2 separate regions of the Homo sapiens genome follow, and region 2 is linked to region 1. Evidence: chromatin loops called from intact Hi-C (ENCODE). Cell type or tissue: endothelial cell of umbilical vein. All regions are shown on one strand. Each heading gives the region's core, and the rest is flanking DNA. Links, peaks and the distances in the headings are about the cores only. Region 1 overlaps TANC1 (tetratricopeptide repeat, ankyrin repeat and coiled-coil containing 1). Region 2 overlaps TANC1 (tetratricopeptide repeat, ankyrin repeat and coiled-coil containing 1).

Region 1 (11,018 bases), core at 1,517-9,516:
ACTTCCTTTCTTGCTTTCTTTTTCTTTCTTTCTCTTTCTCTTTTTCTTTCTTTCTTTCTTTTTCTTTCTTTTCTTTCTTTCTTTCTTTCTTTCTTTCTTTCTTTCTTTCTTTCTTTCTTTTCTCCTTCCTTCTCCTTCCTTCCTTTTTTCCTTTTCTTTTCTTTTCTTTCTTTTCTTGTGGTAAGTGTACCTAAAACCTACTCTCTTAACAAAGTACCACTAAGCAATACAATGTTGTTAACTATAGCCTTCATACCATACATTAGATCTCTAGACTTACTCATTCTGCGTAACTGCAACCTTGGAACCTTTGACCTATATTTTATCCCCAGCAATTTAAAGCAAATCCCAGACACTATGTAATTCCCTTTGTAAATAGTATGTATCTGTTACTCAGTAAAGATCCCCGATGACATTAACACAAAACAAAATGAGGATAATTCCCTAATACTTGTCAATACCTAGTCCATACATAGATTTTTCCTGTTAACACAGGTTTCAGTATCTAAGGGATTCCTTTTTTTTAGCACAGTAAGTTTTTCAGGGATGTTGGATACATGGGGCTTTACTATAATACCATATTTTTATTTATTTCTTTGAAATGGTATACAATTTATCTGGTCTTATTTCTGATCATTTAACTAATCAGGTTGGCCCCAATGGATGGCTGTGCCTTAAAACTTTCTTGATTGCTTGTTTGTCATATAGGAAGGCCTTTTCAGGGATTCAGTGAACATTCAAATTCTGAGAGCTAGATTATAAATGGCTTAGGGAACTCCGACCAATTCCTTTGATTTTGCTTCAGTGTTTTTTGCTATTTTTATTTTTTGTAGAGACAGGGTCTCACTCTATCGCCCAGGCTGGAGTGCAGTGGCATGATCATAGCTCACTGAAGCCTCCAGTCCTGGGCTCAAGCGATCATCTTGCCTCAGCTTCCCAATGGCTAGGACTACAGGGGTACCCACAATTCCTGGCTAATTTTTAAATTTTTTGTAGAGATAGGGTGTTGCTGTTGTTGCCCAGCATGGTCTTGAACACCTGGCCTCAAGCAGTCCTCCTGTCTTGGCTTCCCAAAGTGCTGGGATTACAGATGTGAGCCACTGTGTCTGGCCTTGCTTCAGTTTTTAGCTTCTAGTGTTTAGTTCATGTCCTCCTCAGCCTTTAAAAGCTGTTGCCTAGCATGCCTTCTTGGCGTGGACCAGCTCAGTGTCCTTACTCAGATGCTTGTAGCAGTCCCTGCAGCCTCAGCTGATCCTTCAGGGTTGGGCCTATGTTGCCCTTTTTTTTGAGGCTTTCCTCGATGACCTCAGCTTCTTTGGCTTCCTGTTCCTCTCAATTTCTCCTACCCTGCACTCTAGCCTTTAATTATGTGCTGTTTTCCATTGCTATAACTGAATACCTGAGACTCAGCAATTTATAAAGAAAATTTATTTCTTACAGTTTTGGAGACTATGAAGTCCAGTGTCTTGAGGCTGCATCTGGGAGGGCCTTCTTGCTGGTAGGGACTCTCTATAGAGTCCTAAGGTGGCTCAGAGTATCCTGAGCCTGGTACATGCTGCTAGTCCTTGCTGCTTGTACCTTCTGGAGTGCTGGGTTGAGCTGCACTTGGGGTCGCTTGAGCCACAGCTGGGGTGGCTGAGGAGTGCTGCACTGGGATGCAGAAAGCAGAGACCCAAGGGGGCCCTGGGCAGCAACCCCATGAAGGGTGCCTGGGTCCTTCTGAAACCATTCCGCCCTTCTAGAGCTCTGGGCCAGGGATGGGAGGGACAGCCTCAAAGATCTCTGAAATGGCAGGGGTCTTTTTCCTATTCTCTTGATAATTTCATCTATCAATAGTAATCTCCTTAACAAATGATCACCTACCCACAGCCTTGGTTTCCTCTCCTGAACACACTTTTTCACTCATTTTTTTTTTTTAAACATGGAATGCTTCATGAATTTGCGTGTTATCCTTGTGCAGGGACCATGCTAATCTTCTCTGTATCAGTCCAGTTTTAGTATATGTGCTGCTGAGGGAAGCGTCTTTTTCACTCTTTATGTGGCCAGGCTGCAGAGTTTTGAAGTCTTCCCATTCTGTTTTCCTTTTAATTATACATTTTGTCTTTAAGTCATTTCTTTGCTCTCATATATCACTGAATGTGGTCAAAAGTAACCATGCAATATCCTGAATGCTTTGCTGCTTAAATATTTCTTCTGCCAGATATTTTAGTTTATTGCCCTCAAGCTCTGCATTTCACAAAGACCTAGGACATGGACACAATTTAGCCAAGCTTGTTGCTACTTTGTGACAAGGATGGCCTTTACTCTAGTTTCCAGTACTTTGTTCCTCATTTCCGTCTGAGACCTTGTCGGAATGGCCTTTACTGTTCAAATTTCTACCAACATTTTGGCCACCACCACTTAAGCAAATCTTGAAGAAGATTCAGACTTTTCCCTAGCTCTCGTCTTCTGAACCCTCATCAGAATCTCCCCTAATGCTCCACTTATAGCAATTACAGGCTTTTTCTAGCTTGCTCCCTCAAACCCTTCCAGCCTCTACTCATTGCCCAGTTTCAAAGCCACTTCCACATTTTCAGCTATCTGTTATAGCAATGACCCCATTCTTGGTACCAATTTTCAGTCTTAGTCCGTCTCTTGCTATAACTGAATGCCACCTTCTGCATAATTTATAAAAAAGGGAAAATTATTTCTCACAGTTCTGGAGGCTGTGAAGTCCAGGAGCATGGTGCTGGCATCTGCTTAGCTTCAAATGAGGGTCTTCTTCCTGCTTCATAACGTGGTAGAAGGTATCACGCAGCGAGAGGGCAAGAGCGTGCATGTCAGTTCAAGTCTCTCCTCTTTTTTCAAGCCGCCAGTACTATCATGGGAGCCCCATCCCGATGACCTCATCTCATCCTTATTTCCTCCCAAAGGCCTCACCTCCACTCCACATATGAATTTGGGGATTACGTTGCCAACACATGAAAGTTGGGGGACACATTCAAACCATAGTATATGCTAATTGCTTTTTTTTTCTTGATACGGAGTCTCACTCTTGTTGCCTAGGCTGGAGTGCAATGGTGCAATCTCACCTCACTGCAACCTCTATCTCCTAGATTCCAGGGATTCTCCTGCCTTAGCATCCCAAGTAGCTGGGATTATAGGCACACACCACCACACTTGGCTAATTTTTGTGTTTTTAGTAGAGACGGGGTTTCACCATGTTGGCCAAGCTGGTCTCGAACTTCTGACCTCAAGTGATTTGCCCGCCTTGGCCTCCCAAAGTGCTGGGATTACAGGTGTGAGCCATCATGTCGGGCCTATTCTTTACTGTTTATACTTCTCTTGTGTGTAGACAAAATGAAACAGTAGAAAGGACAAGAACTTTGAAGCTAATGTAATCTGAATCCTTGAGTTTGTATCCTCATATTTTAAAAAATTGTGGTTACAAAACAAAACACATGAGATCTAACTCCTAACAAAATTTTAAGTGTACAGTGTTGTTAACTTATAAACACAATGTTATACAGCTGATTTCTAGAAGTATTTCATCCTCTGTGACTGAAACTTTATATTCTTTCAACAATTCTCCATTTTCCTCTCTCCCCAAGCTCCTGGCATTCACCATTCTGCTCTGCTTCTATGAGTTTGATTATTAATTAATTAATTATGATTATTATTGTTGAGATAGGGTCTCTCACTCTGTTGCCCAGTCTAGATGCAGTGGCTTGAGTGTAGCTCACTGTAAGTTCAAACTCCTGTGCTCAAGTGATCCTCTCAAGCAGCTGAGACTATAGGCATGTGCTGCTATACACAGCTAATTTGTAGATTTTTTTATAGAGATGAGGATCTTGCTATGTTGCCCAGGCTGGTCTTGAACTCATGGCCTCAAGTGGTCCTCCCAAGTCAGACTCCCAAAGTGTTGGGATTACAGGTGTGAGCCACAGTGCCTAGCAGAGTTTGACTACTTTATATACCTCATAAGAGTGGAATCGTGTGCTGTTTATCCTTCTGTGACTGTTTTATTTCTCTTGTGTGATGTCTTCAAGTTTCATTCATGTGGTAGCATGTATCAGGATTTCCTTTTTTTATGGCGGAATGATCCATTATGTGTATATATCACATTTTGTTTATCCATTTATCTGTTAGTGAATATTTAGGATGCTTCTACACTTTGGTTATTGTGAATAATGCTGCAATGAACATGGGAGTGAAAATAGCTCTTTGGGATCCTGACTTCAGTTCTTTTGGATAAATACCCAGAAATGAGATTGTTGGATCGTATGCCTCACTTTTTAAGTAAAGGTTTGTAATATGGAACATGTGCATTGTTCCATGTAATGCATGGCATACAGAGTGGGTTCTTTCCTGTCTAGGCACCCTCTTTTGAAACCAAGTGTCCATATAGTTTGAGTATTTTCACTGTGGTTTATCATAAGTACTTAGTATTTCTTGCTTAACTAATGCCTTATAATTATTTTTTAGAGACAGTCTTGCTCTGTCAACCAGGCTGGAGTGCAGTGGCACAATCATAGTTCACTATAATCTTGGACTCCTGGGCTCAAGCAGTCCTCCCACGTCAGTCTCCTGAGTAGCTAAGACTATAGGTGCTTGCCACCACACCCAGTTAATTTTAAAAATTTTGTGTAGAGGTGAGGTCTGTGTTGCCCAGGCTAGTTTTGAACTCCTAGTCTCAAGTGATCCTCCTGCCTCAGCTTCCCAAGTAGCTAGGTCTACACGTATGTGCCACCATGCCTGTATTTTTAACATAGCGATATGGGGTCTTGCCATCTTGTCCAGGCTGGTCTTGAACTCCTGTTCTCAAGCAGTCCTCCTGCTTTGACCTCCCAAAGTGCTGGGATTATAGGTGTGAGCCACTGTACCCAGCCTCTACTATTTTTGATCATGTCTTCAATAACACTGAGAATTATTTTGGAGAGAAGTCAACATTTCCCCACAAAAACCCTTTTATTCACTGGTCACTCACAGCAGCTGTGTCATTGAGAAGTGTTGACACTGCTTTTGGTTTTTAAGTGACTGTGTGTTATTCCTTCCCGGGGTGAAAAAAAAAATTGCAAGGTTGGAATTTTCTGGATTGTTAACAAGATCAAAAAGCAAAGATATAAAGCCAAGGGGGGAATGTCTTTCTACGGAATGGTGGTAGAAAGCAAAAAATGCTAGAATTTTGTAGAAATTACTAGGTATTACAAAAATAATCTTTGACCAGAAAATGAAGGTTGCTGTTTTTTATGTTATTCTAAAGTGTAGTACACTTTAACCAGCTAGGGTTTTTGTCTGGATCTTTAAAGTATATTGATAAAAATGCACATACACATTTATTTTTCTTTTAGAAGATGACTTGATTTCCTAGGACAGAAGTTATTTCATAGTTGTAATTTCAATAATCATGGATGTTAGCTTTGAAGTGGTTGATAAGAAGCTCTCTGATTCTCCTCTATTCAGAGAAGACACAGTTGTAGCCATTTCTCTGATTTTCCTCAGTTTTCGCCTTAGAACTAGTAAAAGAGGATTCAGTGGCTTCAGCATACTCAAAGCCAACATAGGGGTGTTGAATTCTCCAGGAAAAGAGAGATCCTGTTTTCTCAGTTTGTTGTTGGGGTTTTGTTTTTGACATTTTTTGACAGCTAAGATCAAGATCTCATGACTTGTGTTCTGGCCAGAGGACCCTCAGCTTTTTGTGATGAGTCATTTCCTAATGCATCCGGAGGCACTGGGCTTGGAACCCCCATCTCAGAGTTGGGGGCAGCAGATCCAGCCACTGCAGCTGGGAGGGAGTCCAGGTGTCAGGAGGAAGGGGCTGAGGTCTTCAGGGCTGGTGGCTCAGGGTATATGAGTAGCCTGACACAGGCACCCATGTCCCCAGACCTTCTCTGGCCATATGGAGTCAGAGTGACCTCCAGTCCCCTGGAAGATTGCCAAGAGCAAGGCAGCTCCTCAGCCCCTGAGGAGTTAGCAGCAGATTATCCAGAGAGGGTCTCAGGCTCCTTATCAGAACTGAGCTAGAGGGTGATTTAGGCCTGTGGAATGCAGGAGCAAGAAAGCCAAGTTACTGGATACAAGGTCAGGGCCTGCCTGTTAAGCAGCAAGAGCAACTTAGCCAGAGCTATTTAAATCTCTATCTTAGAAATTCCCGCTGGGTTGAGCCAGCAAGGGGAGTGTGGGGGCAAGGGTTAAGAGGCTTCAGCTGTGGGGAAGGAAGGGCCATGGACACTGAAAACAACAGGCCAGGCCTGGATGTCCTGACAGCCTAGACCTAAATAGAGAGGTTTTTAGTGTCCTGGTAGGTCATTTCAGCCTGCTTGCAAGTGAATGGGTCTTAGGGTGTAAGGTACATATTCAATCATGAGCTTGAAAACTGAGAATTACTTATGTGAATCTGGAAGTGGATGTAGTTTTAAATTCAATTTAGACAAAACAAATTCCTCAATTTTTCCCAAGTGTAAATTATAACCCTATATTACAGAACTGTCAGTTAAATTCATGAAAGTACTCTTTACCAAGCCTGAAGCAAATTGGTGCTTTTGAGTGCTATTACTTATCGAGAAATAAATATATAAATCAGAAAGCTGAGCTTTGGAAAAAAGAAATAAATATGAAGTCACCCAATAATCCATTCTGAGTAGATGAATGATTAAAGATATGTGAGGTGAGGTTGCTTTAGAGCAAGGGAAAACTCACCCTAGCCTCTGTGGTTCACATGGGCATGCATAACAGTACAGAATTTATTCCTTGGCTCTGTATGTCATACAGATTAGATTCCAAAGTCAACTGAAGCTTGCCTTATTGATCACAGAATCCTAACATTTAAACCAATTTTATCATCTTTAAGAAAGTTGAAAACTTAATACCTTTAGAGACTACAGAAACGCTTAGGCTGTTTAAAAACACTCTCATTCAAATACCTTCTTCCCTAAGGTCATATGGCCCTGGGGTATCTGGGGCAGATTGAACTGGCAAAGATTCAGAAGGCTTCATTGGTGACTTAGGAGGAGATAGGGGGCGTGTCATTAATACAAAGGCATAGTCCATCTGCTCAAAGAAGTTTATAATCTGGTGAGGAGCTTTACTCACAGATACCGTAAGAAAAGATGGATGAGAATAATGAATGGGAGAGTACTCAGATGGAATATTCCAGATCAGAATGGCAGTGCTTTTGAGAAAGCCTGTCCTGGTTTCCGTTGGTGTTAGAGACCACACAGAGACAGCACATTGCAGTTGGATACAGTCCCCATTCCTATTTTTGAGGACATTTGGATCTTGTGGACTGAGGTTAGCCATGTGGATATCTCTCCTGGATATAGTGGCAGAGACACACTGTGAGCAAAGTAACCTTTTCTTGGTGCCCAGGGTCACCTTTCAGAGCCAAGAATTGTGCTGCTTTAAAATGCTTTTTTTTTGGCGTCCTTGCATGCATTTGGGGATTGAAAGGCTGTTAAAATATAACAGCCTGTAATCTACTGTTTCGAATTTTACAGATTCTCTCCTGTCAGTCGCAGCTTCTCAGGGCTGTCATTGTGCCCAGATCTAACACTGTCCCTCCATTCTCTTAACTTACAACAGTCTGGGAAACCACATATTCTCTCCTGTTAGAATTGAATCTGAAAGACAGTGGGAGGGCTCTGAGGGAGAGCCTGTGAAGAGGTGTTGGGGGTTGGTGTGGGGGTTAGGAGTTCCCTTCTGCATTGTGCATGAACTGAGCCCCAGATTTTGGCAGCTTTGAAGACTTATTTGCATCTTGGTTCTTGGTGTTTTCTGGATAAGTTGAGGTTGCAGCATATGACTTCTGTCTTTGATAGGCCTCCCCCTTTTTTCCTCCTACTCTTGCCTGAATCAATTTTGTTATGGAAAGAGTGAAAGTTTTCTCAGGGAAAATGAGAAGAAGCTCAACGGAGGAAGACCCAGGGCTGAGCAAGCCTTGGCCGGTCCGTCAGCCACTGTTTGTACAGCCTAAATATACTGAGCCCTGCAAAAGGTTCAGTGGGATGTCATGGAGCCTGCCATCAAGAAGCCTAGTCTGTGGTTGGGAGAGAGAACAAACAGACCTGAAACTCCCGATTAAAAGCAGTGGTTTTGCATCTTGTGTGAGTTCAGAGAAGAGTGATTTAAGTCAGGGGCTTGGTGTCGGGAGGGTGGGATCCAAGTGGGATTCAAGTAAGTGGCCATGGATGAATTTGTGAATCACCAGTTAGGAAGTGGCAGAGGTTAGGGACAGATGTAGCAGCACAACTGAGGAACTCATTTCAAAGGAAGAATCGTAAATGTATGACCGGTTCACAGACTGTTGAGTTGTGTGGCTGATGAAAATGCAGTCTCTTGGGCTCCAGGTGTGATTGCCCATGGGCTGCGGGAGAGGGGAAGTGCCCAGGAGCAGCCCAGGTTGCTCTAGTACAGATGGGATACACTTTGGGAAACATTGGTAAAGGATGGGTAAGGCAAAGCAGATGAATTTCCTTCCCATGAGAGACAGAAATTGGGGAAGCCATCCAGACTCAACAGCCTGGTGGTTGTCCCTCTATTACAGAAGAGCAGGTAGCAAGCAGGTATTCCTAAGAATGACGGGACATGGGAGTGACAATAGGGTTAGCACCTCAGATGGAGCCGGTGTTCCCGCAGGCTTCACCCCAGGTTCTTTCTTATCCAGCCTCTGTCACATCTGAAAACATCATGATGCTCATGAAATCAAGGTCACATTCAACCTGCATGTGCGCCAGCTGGTTTTATACCAAGGAAAGCTCTGTTCTTCAGGCACTGTGGCTCTTAGTAGTTATCCTTGAATGCGTTGTGCTTTGTCAAACTTGGTGAGCAAGAAAATATGGATCCTCAGTAAAAAACAAAAACAAAAACAAAAACCCTATCAGGACTATTAGAAGAACAGGTGAAATCATAGTGGCAAATACAGTGGTGCAGTAAATTCCTCACATCTGAAAACCATCATATCACTTCTCATATAGTTAACACTTAATGGAAATATTCTTTACAGATGAGCTTTGAATTGCTGCCTCTTGGCCCTGCCTCTACCTGCCAAAGCAGCCGGACTCAATGCAGATGCCATGCAGGGCTCACTTAGTGAATGGCCTAATCTGTCCCTCCTCCTGCCTTCTCCCTTGGGCCACACCTTGCACCCACTCCAGCGATCATCACCTACAAATCGTTATTCACTCCAACTTTCTTCAGCTCTCTTCCCTGGTCCATTTGCTTTTCCCTCTCTCCCCTGTTTTTGAGGCATAAATATTTCCCACCTGACCCCATCAGGAGGACAAAAGAAACAGCTGGGAGTTGGTCAGGTGTAGTGACTCTCAATCCTGGCTACACATTAAAATCAACTGGTCGGGTTTGAAAAGCGCCAGTGGGCCCTATTCCCAGAGATCCCGTTTCACTTTTTCTAGGCCTCAGAATTTTTAAAGCTACCTAGGAGATTCTCATGGGCCATGGGATGGAAAACCACCTCAGGGCGGTTGATAGTGTAACAGTACTAGCAGGACACCTGTCTCATGGAAATGGAAGCTGAAAGATTTGGGATGGAAATTGGTATGTTTTAATGCCTTTTGCTACTCAAGCCCCAAATGTAGGACAGATCCCCATGAAGTTCTCCTCCTCCCATCTTCCTCTGTTATGTAAGCTTGCTTTCTATTAAATAGCAGCATTCAACATGAAAGAAGAGCTTTCTTTTATTTGCTTTAGGATTTCTGTGGTATTGTTTCCACTGTGCTGTGGTTGAGTGTGACTTGAACGTCCTCACGAACTCACCGACGCTGGCTTTGCCTGAGTGGTCTTTGTCACGTTGTTTAGCCTCTCTGGGCCTCACATTGTAGTCAAAGCAGTGTTCAATGCTGCAGAACCCTTTACAGCTGGAGGATTTGGACCGTCACATGGAATCGATGGAGACATGCTTTGGTCCATGAACACATACAGTAGCCTTTGTCTTGTGGTCTGAGGAGGCCCAGTGCTAGGCTTTAGAAGGGTACTTGGGAGAAAAAAAATTTTTTTGATGAATACTTCTATTGGATAAACAAATTTGAAGTGTGTCTGTTCATCCTTGCAAGAAAGTGATGACCACGAGGTAAACTGTAATAATTCTCTATGAAGTTTTTTTTTGAAGGAGTCAGTGGGAAATTAGATCTGAAAAGAAAAAGCTATTGATGGGCATTTGAAATTCTCATTCAGCTAGTCTCTAACCTCCTGTGTTTTAGGTTTCAGAAAAATTCCCACAATAAGTATATTTTGTCATCTTTTACATGAGAATATTTTGTGGTGTAATGCTCATTTTTTCAAAACTATCATGGGCCCAAATGCTGGGTTGTGCATTGAAAAAGGCCTTTGAACACAGGAATGCCAAAACAGTAAAAGTTCATAATTTTTTTGCTAATCTAAAATTTATTCTGAAGAACAACAACAAAAATCTCAAGGCATAGTTTCTTTTCTGCGTCTGATAGGTGATCTCGCTGTAGTTATAAGTAACCTCTCAAACACCACTCAGTTTCTCTGGTCTCATTGACCTTCCTTTTTCCTTTCTGTAATTACTAAAGAAGGCCCTTAAAACCCATGTAGGACCAAATACAGAATCTAAACTCTGTGATCTCATCACCACAAAAACAGGCTGGAGGGACAGTCTTCCTCCTCTCAGGAAGCTGCCTTCCTTGAGATCTCTGCGACTCTGTAATTTATAGTGGTGCCTTTGTAGCTTTAAACTCAGAAAGGACTTTTCCCCTGCTGCCCTTACAGAAGTTTTATAAATGGGTTGCTGTAGGTGGGGAAGAGGCCAAAGAGAAAGTGCATGTCTATGTGTACATGACCTGTTAGATTTAATTTTAAGGGTGCACACGCATCTGTGGGTCCTCCGGACAGAGGGTCTGAGAGCGGGCATGCTGTGAGAGTGGGCGTGCTGTGGGCTGTGATGGGTATTCTTTTATACTTGTCTGTCGGTTGTGGTTAGGACAGATGAGGAGTCTCCCTTTTCTGCTGAGGTGTGCTTTATGAAAGGAGACTTGGCTGAAGGACATGCAGCAGCTGGGAGACGA
Region 2 (11,018 bases), core at 907-8,906, 68 kb after region 1:
ACCCCCCTCCCCCTCCCTCTTCTCTTAAGCCTCGTTTTATTGCAGCCTGCATAAAATCATAGTGCTGGAGCCCAGCTGCTCCAAAGGCTGAAGGTCCTCATGCTTACAGCATGCTTTGGAAACTCATCTGCACCACATTTGCAATTAATGAAAATATTTGCTTTGCTTGTTATAAACAAAGTTTATGGGCAGAATTTATAATTAGGAAACTTTTTAATTCTTTTTCCCTTCAATGCCTAATTTCTCTTGTGTCATGTTGGAGAATTATAAGTATTTAAGAAAATAAACCTTTTCTCAATGCTGTTTATTTCTGGTGGTGGTACATGTATTTCTCCCTTCTTTTGTGTCCTCATGCAAATTAAAGGACTTGAAATCTGGGTTTTTATTTGTTTTTGTATAGGTCAGTAATACTCATGTGTGAGTAGGGGAGACAGTGCCTTTGTGGCCTGTCAGGCCATCCCACAGCCATTTGACTAGCTGGGTCTGTGATTTAGCCTATGTGAGAACAGCCACAGGGCAATGTAGCTCTCTTCAAACCACATGGAAAACCAGTGTCACCTCTTCAAGGTCCCCCACACGTCTTTTGTATGTAATGTTCTGGGGCTGTGGCCTCAGTGCTTTCCAAGTTCTGATCTGTCTCTTGGTGATTCTTGCCTGTACACCCATGAATTAGGTGACGTGATGTGGTTCTTGTAGGCACAGCACCTGCTTGCATTCTCAGTGTGAGAGTGAGGTGGTGATGAGAAAACAACCATCCCTCAGCTTTTACAAGTTTGTCGGGTCAGAGGGCATCCGGCTCCACTGCGCGCTGGCATCATGGTGCAGCCTAGCTCTGCCTTAAGATCTGTTTCCTCGCCAGACAGTTGAAGGGAAAGCAGCTGGGAAAACTCGTGACCTGGCCGAAAGCCTCGAGGTGGTTTCTCAAAGATTCCAGACTCATGCACAGTGCTATAAGACTGGCCCCTGTGGTTCTGGGGATTGGTGACAATGGTATCTTACAGTGCTAGCTAGCAAAAGAGGGTGGATGAAGCTTGTGTGTGTGTGGGGGGGGGGTGGGGGCCAGCCTGGGGGCCACTGCTGTCCACACAGCCTCTAGGAGGAAAGGCCTCTAACTCCTGTCTGCTTCTCTCCCTTGAGGACAGAACTTTGTCCTGGGCATTTGCATGAATGTCCTTATTTTTGTAACGCCAGTGAGAGGTGTTTTTTTATTGTTTGTTTTTTGTTTTTTTTTTGAGATGGAGTCTCGCACTGTTGCCCGAGCTAGAGTGCAGTGGTGTGATCTCGGCTCACTGCAACCTCTGCTTCCTGGGTTCAAGTGATACTCCTGCCTCAGCCTCCCAAGTAGCTGGGATTACCGGTGCCCACCACCATGCCCAGCTATTTTTTTTGTATTTTTAGTAGAGACAGGGTTTCACCGTGTTGGCCAGGCTGGTCTCGAACTCCTGACCTCGTGATTCGCTTGCTTCGGCCTCCCAAAATGTTGGGATTATGGGCATGAGCCACTGCACCCAGCCCTAGTGAGTTTTCTGATCTGTCTTGTTTCTTCAAATGCCAGTCATTTGGGCAGTGAGTGATAAATCTTTAGTTTCCCAGGTTTATAAAAACCGTCCATGCATAGGTAACCCAGGAGAGACTAAAATTATCTGACTTTGCTGACATGCCCATTGTGGGGCTTTTCTGTTCACTGCTCTGCTGTGAGTTCCCTTTAAAAGTAAGGCATGTGCTGGCCAGGCGCTGTGGCTCATGCCTGTAATCCCAGCACTTTGGGGGCCAAGGCAGGTAGATCACGAGGTCAGAAGTTCAAGACCAGCCTGACCAACATGGTGAAACCCTGTCTCTACTAAAAATACAAAGATTAGCCGGGTGTGGTGGCGGGCGCCTGTAATCCCAGCTACTCAGGAGGCTGAAGCAGGAGAATCGCTTGAACCCAGGAGGTGGACGTTGCAGTGAGTCGAGATCGTGCCACTGCACTCCAGCCTGGGCAACACAGCAAGACTGTCTCAAAAAAAAAAAAAAAAAAAAAAAGTAAGGCATGTACCTGTCCTATATGTCTCATATAAGGCATATGTCCTATATGGAGGGGGTGACTCTACTTCCTCTTGACTCCTAACACAAAAAACAAGCACAGTGATACCACTTGAAACTTGATGGTCTGGTTTGTATCCCCTTTGAGCCTTGTACACAAAAATCTGCAGAATTTAGTTCCTGCCTAGCTAGGCAGCTTTCATTGTTTCTTTTTTTAAAATCTGGTCTTTGATTGTGTGTGTGTATGTGTGGTTTTTTTGGTTTGTTTTTGGAGCCAGGAAGGCGTGGCAAGGACTGGTTGGATAGCTTTTGTCATAGAGACTGGTGTGCTTGTGGGAAAGTTTATACATCTTTCAAATTCTGCTCTCTGTGACTTAGAGTTTGAAGATGCTTTTTAAGAAGCAGGTAATGATTTACATTCTTTCCCTGCACATCCTCAGTTCCATCTTAGTACATACTAACGAGCGGGGAAGGTGATTGGTGGGAAGAAGCAGTCAGAGGAAAATGTGTTATCTGAATACATGAGGACTGGCTGTATTTTTTTTTTTTTTTTTTGGGAGACTAGTTCCAGCCAAGATACTCTTTCTTGTATATATTTTTTAACATTGTGATTACATCCTTTCTGCTTCTTAAGGTTCTGTCTACCCTAGAATGTTGTTAGAAATGCTTGTTCCCTGGTGCCACAAAGAAATAGCACTCAAACATAAATTTAATTATCTCAGCAAGGCAGTTTTTACTTTCTGCAGAAAGGGTGCTCATCACAGATGGAACAATGGCGAGAGCACACCTGGACAGGGGAGGGGCAGGAGTTCTTATTCCTGACGCAGGTAGCCCCTGCTGCTGTGTTGTTCCCCTATTGGCTAGGGTTGGACCACACAGTCTAAGCTAGTTCTGACTGACTGTTTTAAAGAGGGCAGGGGCATGAGCCAGAATGGCGGGGTTTGGTGGGAAGGACGGTGAGGAACAGGTAACTAAAGGTGACTTAGGTCAGAGCAGGTGACCGGGATGAGTCAGGACAGAGCAGGTAACCAGGGAACAGACGTGAACTACTAATTAGGATTGGCGGGAAAGTTGTTGACTGAAACTAGAAGCGAGAAGCCAAAGAGAACCAGGAAGTTAAACTTTAAAATGGAGAATCAAAGAATAAGAGCTGAACATACTGACATACTGGTTTTTTTGAGGAGAAACTTGGGGTTTACCATATTTAACAATGTTTAATTTCCTAATAGTAAGCTTGTTTGTTCCCAAGCTTGTTTAGGGGTGGAGTGTCAAGCGGAAGCTGCCTAATAAGTGAGCAATGTTTCCAGTCCCATGACTGGTTTGGGGCTGTTTGAGTTTTAGGAGGGTGGCCCTGTGTCATGGGGAGTGTTGAGTAGATGGGATGGGAGCCAAGGGATGGTGCTGGGGAGGAATGTGGATGTAGACTACACTCTCACTTAGTCTTTTCTTATTAGAGAGGAGCAGTGGAGGCCTGGGAGTTCTGGAAGGGTTGGTATCTGAATCTGTTTTACTGATACTCATGTAAGGCTAGTAAGCCCTCTCCTTTTCCTTTTCTGAGATCAAAGCTTCTTGTGGATCATTCATACTTGACCTTGATCTAATCCCAGATCAGTGGCTTCCTGGATCCTTTGTTAGGGATTGAAACCAGATCAGTTAGGGTAGTGCAGAAAGGCACATGGAGCAGAGTTCACTGATGCTTGAGTTTTCCCTCACAGGGTAAAAAGTTTCAAGAGTAGTGGGGGAAAAGTCATTTAAAAAAATTCAATACACACATCTGATATGTGGGAATTATATTCTGAGAATATAGTTTATAGGAGTTAAATTTGCATCAACTTATAATGAATGGATGGTTTAACCTAAGTATTCTCTCTCTACTCTAGGAAGTGACTTTGGTCCAGAGACTTCTCCAGTCCTGCACCTTGACCACAGTGCTGACTCTCCTGTGAGCAGTCTTCCCACAGCAGAGGACACCTATAGGGTGAGCTTGGCCAAAGGTGTCTCGATGTCTCTGCCTTCCTCACCTTTGCTGCCTCGACAGTCTCACTTGGTGCAATCAAGAGTGAACAAAAAATCCCCAGGTAAACAGGCAATGAAGGAGCTGCCTTGGTTATATATGTAGTACCTGCATTGAAAATAAGCAAAACTAGTGCCCATGAGAAATCTTCTGGGACAATGTTTTTTCTTTGTCGCAGTATCTTCTAGAAGAAATAAATCTTTTTTTTTTTTTAATTTAAGGAAAAAGTATGGTTTTAATAGATTCATCCTGTTTGGACTACCAGGCTAGATTTTTATAAAGATTAAAGATTTTGTTATCAGTACTGATGTTAACCAGCAATTTTGTTGTTTTCTTGCTGATGAATTAAGGAGCACTATACAGTTATGGCACCGACTAATGATGTTTCTTTTGATCAATGACAAACTGCATGTATGATGGTGGTCCCATGAGGTTATAATACTGTGTTTTTACTGTACCTTTTCTATGTTTAGATATGCAGATACTTGCCACTACATTAATAGTTGCCTACTGCATTCAGTATAGTAACGTGCTGTACAGGTTTGTAGCCTAGGAGCAATAGGCTATGCCATATAGCCTAGGTATATAGTAGGCTATGCCACCTTGATTTGTGAAGTACACTTGAGGATGTTCGCACAATGACAAAATCACCTAATGACGCCTGTCTCAGAATGTATCCTCATCATTAAGTGACACATGACTGTAATCCAAACTCATACGTGGTGTGTTTAAAGGTTATGGATGTAGGCAAATGTCATCTGACAATAGTCTATTTATTACTACCTAGTATATACTGATGTATTTCATTTGATTACATCATCTAGCATTTGAACAGCTATAAAGTTTGTTTGTGAAAACTCAGACTTGTAAAGGGGGGTGGGGGAAACAGACTTTGGATTATTCCTATTATACTTTGGAAGTATTTTGGCTTCCCTCTATCAATGTGTTTTACACTTAACATTACCCAAAAAAAACAAAACAGAACTTTGAGAGGTTATGATTCACATGTGAGGAAAGCCTTTCTAAAATGCTGATACCTTGAGTTTTAAAAATTCTTGGATTTTTTTTTTTTAAGGTTTGTGGAGTGTTTACAAAAGGCGGATAATTTGGGGCCCAGTTGATCATATGCCAGTGTAAGGATTCTTCTCAATTACATGTAAACATATTCAGAATCTATCAAAAATGTGCCTAGGGCTGTGAAATGGTATCTGTTTCTCTGATTTCCTGGTAATATTTGTATTACTTGAGATCACCTATGCTGACTCATTTAGTAGATCTTTGAGGTTTATGTGCGGGTAAAATTAGGAGGGCACCCTTAAAGGCTCTGAATGTTAGAAACGGTGCTATGAATTTGTGAGTGTCCAAAATCTTTTATTGTTGCAGAATTTTCTGGTTTAGGACAACATTGTTTACAATCCATTAATTAGCTGGAACTCAGGAACCTTTTTGGTATGAAGTAATTTCCTGTGCCAAGGAATTTGACCTGTTTATCAGTATTTGGGGAAGTTCCTGGAATGTCCGTCCTTCCTTCTTTGCCCTCCCTCACTGCTGTATCTCTTTGTCACATTTCTTCTCTTCCTTCAAATCATAGTTCCCACACTGCCTGTCATACTGGGTTATCCTGATTGGAATTACTCTTCCCAAAAAGTATGCACAGTGTTTTACTTTTTCTTTATTATCAGGTACGTCATTTGTCCTTTTCCCCTGAATTAGTGGGTATATTGACCAAAAAAAAAAACAAAACAAAACAAAACAAAAAAACTTTGCTTGGCTACACTGTAGTCATGCTCCTGAACTTTCTCCTAGGTCTGTGTGTGTGTGTGCGCACACATTTTCTTGTAAAATCCAGGTTTAGCTAAGAAGCATGCTACTAAGTTTAGCAAGAACGCCTCCCCACCCCCACCCAAATCTGATTAGATTCCTCATCCTCCACCATCTTCCAGGTGACATCTGGTCACCCTGACCTGTCTTTAACAAGAATTGCCTTCCTACCCCTGATGTTGCCTCTTAGTAATTTTTCATGCACCGATACCTACCCTGTTCCTTGGCTATAAATTCCCACTTCCCCATGCGGTATTTGGAGTTGAGCTCAATCAACTCTTTCCCTAACTGCAAAATCCTACTGCATTGGTCCCTATATGTGTTAAGATGGTCCTGAATAAAGTCTGCCCTACTATGCTTTTAAAAGTATCACTGAGTAGTTTTTTCTTCTTAAAAACATTATGTGCTTCCTCTGTCTGATGCTTGAGGACAAACAAGATGTCTTATACCTCATCTCTATATAATAGATAATAGAGATAATTCAGAAACTATCGATATTTTTAAGGGATCTCTGTTGAAGGTAATGCCAAGTGCAGAGATTTGACCTTTTGTACAATTTGCCTACCTATAGTCTGTGCTACTGCAAATGAATTAATGTTGCTTGGGCCTTAGGACTGGGGAAAACCTGAGAGACTTCAGGGAAGACTGCATGTCAGATATAATTTTATTCACAAATTCAGTGTTTTAGTGGGACTTTAGGTGGGATTGAATGGCATGGCAAGCCTGGAGAGTGTGGCTACCCAGAAAGGTTTCATGGAGGTTACAGGCATGGAGGCAGAAGAATCCCTGATGAAGCCATGTCTCCTTATATGTGTGTGGACCACATTAGTTTTTGTCTTTTTTCAAGAAAATATCCTCAAGTTTTTCTCCATAGGAATGAAATTTATTTTTGCTAAATTCTTTGCAAGGCCTTAGAATAGAAGGTTAATAGTTCTGAAACATACAAGCTTCTGGTGGATTTGGGATGTTCTCTCTATTAGATGTTTTTGGTCCAAATGATAATTAAATAAACTAAGCAGATACATCTCTAACGGAGCAGTGCTTGTTCACTGCCCAAATTTGTACAGCAAATTAGTGTCTCACAGTGGTAATTTGGCTTCATTATCTTGGTAATTTTAATTGGAAAAGTTTAGGGCAGAGATGCTGTTTAAAAATGGCAGTGACTCAATACATCAAATGATGAACAGTATTTTTTTTCAGTGTCTAACACAGATTTCTGCTTAAACCATTTTGTTGGTAAAAGTATCCAGAGCTCTAATGTTCTACCTGCCTGGTTTTAATAATTTAAAAAAAAAACTGACATATGGTTGTGAATGTGTACTGGATTTAAAAAGACTCATCTATTTTAAAAGCTAGCACTGTTGCTGCTAATGATAGAGTCAATACAGTGTGTCTGCAGCACCCAGAGGTATGGAGCCACTCCCCTCCTCTCCTTCCACGCTGGCCCCACAGTGGGTCATGCTCCAGGGTCGTGCCATCATTCAGACATGTGCTCCGAAACTACCTTGATGACTTTTGTTCTGATTTGTAAGATGCCCCCCACCCCTGCCAATTCCTCTCTTGTTCAAGGTTAAAAAACAAAAACAAAAAAACCAAACTTGTTTCAGTTGTTTGTATAGAAACTCTTCACTAATTGATGCTAATCCAGAAACTGTTAGGGACTGGAACAATTATTCTTGCAAGGATCAAATACTACAAACCCCTGTAAGAAGACACTCTGAACAACACAGCCTGTAATAATAAAAATATGTATGTTAATACAATTGATGATTACTTCCTGGATCTTGGGAACTGTGGGCCAGAGATAATTTAATTAACCTTGCAATAATGTGACCCTGCATGTTACATGATTGAGTTTCTTACTTTCCACTCATATTGAGGTTATTATTTTTATTTACTCTTCTGCCACCTTCCTCCATTTATTTGGTTTTTTTTTTCATTGTTAGAAGATTGTTTTCTGAGTATTGTTTCAAAACTTTTGTTTTTAATGGTAAATATATTTTCTGTTAATGAAAACAAGGACCAGCATCCATTAAAGTAGTTCTGTGGCAGTTGCAAGTCTTTTTGGATTAAGAATTCATCAATATTTGTAATGTGTGCTGCTGTTTTCCAGAGAAGAGAAAAGCTCATTTCCTGTGATTTATTAGTAATATCATTAGATACTTTATAAAGTATCTGCATTTATTTTCCCAGATCACTCTGGGCCCATTATCAAACAATCAAAACATCATGAATGAATGAGAAGCAACCCTTTGAAATGCTGTGATGGAGTAAGACAGCAGATGGTGACAAGTGGGCGATACTGCCCTACTCCTTGTATGGAGACACTGGAGAGTGCCGGCCACTTCCGCTTCTGCCGATTCCAGTTCCAGTTCTGTCTCACAGTGGACATAGCTGATGTAGCAGTTTTGAAAACTTCTCTGCCTGTTTTGTTAAGGGAAAAACCACTAAATTGACAGGCTGTGGAGTAGAAGCCATATTGTCTCTTTGATTCTTGGACCATGAGTTAATGTCTGCGAAGGCACTCCCTCCCCCAACCCGCAAGTATTTCTTGTAGAAAATCTGGAAATCCCATCGAAAAAGAACTACTGTGAACATCTTTTCTTCTAGTCTTTTGAAAAAAATCTGCTCCACCTAAACCTGAGACCACATTATGTAACCCTCTTGTGTGCTGCTTGTGTCACTTAAGTTTTTTTTATTTGTTTTGAGACAAGGTCTTGCTGTGTCACCCAGGCTGGAGTGCAGTGGTGCTATCAAGGCTCACTGTAGCCTCAACCTCCTGGGCTCAAGCGATCCTTCCACCTCAGCCTCAAGTAGCTGGGACCACAGGCATGCACCACCATGCCCAGCTAATTTAATTCTTTGCTTTTTTCTTTTTTTTCCTAGAGATGAGGTTTTTGCCATGTTGCCTAGTTTGGTCTTGAACTCCTGGCCTCAAGTGATTCTCCCAACTTGGCCTCCCAAAGTGCTGGGATTACAGGCATGAGCCACTGCACCCAGCTCTTGCTTAATATTTTATCACGAGCAATTTCCAGTTTACTTGAAGAGTTTGATATTTGTTGTCCATTGTTTCATTATTTTATAATTGATTTTTAAACATTTCTGATTGTTGGATATTTGCTTTTTTTTTTTTTTTTTTTTTTTTGAGATGGAGTCTCGCTCTATTGCCCAGGCTGGAGTGCAGTGGTGTGATCTGGGCTCACTGCAAGCTCCGCCTCCCAGGTTCACGCCATTCTCCTGCTTCAGCCTTCCGAGTAGCTGGGACTACAGGCACCCACCACCACGCCTGGCTAATTTTTTGTATTTTTAGTAGAGACAGGGTTTCACCGTGTTAGCCAGGATGGTCTCGATCTCCTGATCCCACGATCCGCCCACCTTGGCCTCCCAGAGTGCTGGGATTACAGGCATGAGCCACCCCTCCCAGCCAGATACTTACTTTTTAAAAAAATTTTTAGCATGTTATAATGTTTTCGCTATTCCTGGTGTGAATATTTTTTAATTATGGTGAAATACATATAACAAAATTGACCATCTTAACCATTTAAGTGTACAGTTCAGTGGTAATTACACTCACGTTGTTGTACAACCCATCTTTAGAACTTCCAACAGGAATACTTTTGTCCAGTGATATTTACAAACATCTCTGATATCTCCTTGGGGTAGCAGGTTCCCAGCAGTGGAATTATTGAACTAAATGGCCTGCATTTATAAAGAGTCTTGATACATAGTGCCCACTTCCTTTCCAGAAAGGCTGTATTGATTTCATATTCCCCCCAGCATTCTTTGAGTGGCTGCTTTTTGAAATTCACATCTTCTGGGAACAGCTTAAATGGATGGTGCTTTGTGCGGCCTAACTGTGGACTACTGACAATTTTAAGAGGCTGAGACGTCATTCTGTAGCTGCCTTCTTTAGAACTTCCCTTCTGTCTGCACTTCTCAGGCAATTTTCATTTTCTTTCTTTGCATGAGACTGTGTCGGGAATTATGACAGCTGAGTCAGATCAAGTTCATGGTCAGAAAAACATTCAGTTGGCTCCCAGTTTCAGCCGCCTGGTGCGGATCCTAGAGATCATGGAGGTTCACAGGCATGTTGGAGTTGGAGAGGCCTCCAGAGCACATCCTGTCCAGGCCTCTTTGCAGATGTGCAAGCAAAGACCCCTTGGTCATTAGGGAACTTGTCCAAAATTCATACAAGTTATTGGTAGACCCTGATCCTCCATGCTGTCCCCAGCGTCTTCTCTTATGTCAGCCAGCCTGTGCCGATGTTCTGCCTGTACGTTGTTGGCTTGTGAGCTGTAAATAATGTGAGTGTGTTCTGATTTCATAGAAGGTGTGGGCAGGAGGAGGGCATGGGCTTAAAGCCTCACATGGATCCATGAGGCTGCTTCTTGGAGGGTGAAGAATAACACAGGACATGCACAGCCCCATTTCTCCTTGTAGAGCCAGCTGGTTCTAGTCCTTGCTTCCACTGCTGAGTGGTTGGGACCACAGTTGACATCTAACCTTCAGAAAGGATAGTTCCTCCTGCTGAGGTGAATAGGAGAGCATTCTTTGTTTCCTCCTGGAAACTTGTTATATGATGGCCTCCTTACTGCGTGCCCAGCTGTGAACGTGACGCACAGATTTTCTGTTGTACTTGAACATGTGTTCATACATAGAACCAGTGTGCATGCATTTGCTCCACTTCAAGTCCATTTATTCCCCTGCCAATGAGTCCTGGTTCACCTGTATACAATTTGGCTATACTCTGGAGTCAGACCAGGAATTTTAAAGGGTACTGATGATGCCCAGCTCCTACGTTCAGAGACTCAGATTAAATGCATATGAAGTATGGTCTGGACATTGGGATTTTTAAAAAGGCTTCCTCGGTGATTCTAATATGTAACAAAGTTTGAGAATTACTGATAAAGAATATGTGATTATCTCATATAATTGCTTTTTCATGAGGACAAATATATGTGTATATATTTGTTTTGAGACAAGGTCTTGCTGTGTCACCCAGGCTGGAGTGCAGTGGTGCTATCAAGGCTCACTGTAGCCTCAACCTCCTGGGCTCAAGCGATCCTTCCACCTCAGCCTCAAGTAGCTGGGACCACAGGCATGCACCACCATGCCCAGCTAATTTAATTCTTTGCTTTTTTCTTTTTTTTCCTAGAGA

What was found. A loop is a pair of places that touch in the nucleus more often than their neighbours do. Peaks named below come from ENCODE experiments on the same cell type or tissue, not always from the same donor. Only the 100,000 strongest peaks of a DNase experiment are listed, where the experiment ranks them.
Region 2: it touches region 1 in a loop (5-fold over the local background); 9 of 110 quality-filtered maps call a loop at or near these places.

The regions. Positions count from the first base shown.
Region 1 is chr2:159,025,121-159,036,138 of GRCh38, forward strand. The region is part of intron 2 of TANC1 (tetratricopeptide repeat, ankyrin repeat and coiled-coil containing 1); the gene reads left to right. It also overlaps the pseudogene RNU6-580P. Among named protein-coding and RNA genes, the nearest start is that of TANC1, 62 kb to the left of the region's middle. RefSeq lists an enhancer at 4,356-7,380. In endothelial cell of umbilical vein, for the core only: no CTCF peak of the experiment used is centred there; DNase peaks (open chromatin) are centred at 5,711 and 6,041; H3K27ac peaks cover 2,214 bases.
Region 2 is chr2:159,093,732-159,104,749 of GRCh38, forward strand. It overlaps TANC1 (tetratricopeptide repeat, ankyrin repeat and coiled-coil containing 1), which reads left to right. Exons shown (of 27, transcript NM_033394.3): 4 at 3,906-4,103. Among named protein-coding and RNA genes, the nearest start is that of MIR6888, 88 kb to the right of the region's middle. In endothelial cell of umbilical vein, for the core only: no CTCF peak of the experiment used is centred there; DNase peaks (open chromatin) are centred at 4,860 and 5,510; H3K27ac peaks cover 4,243 bases.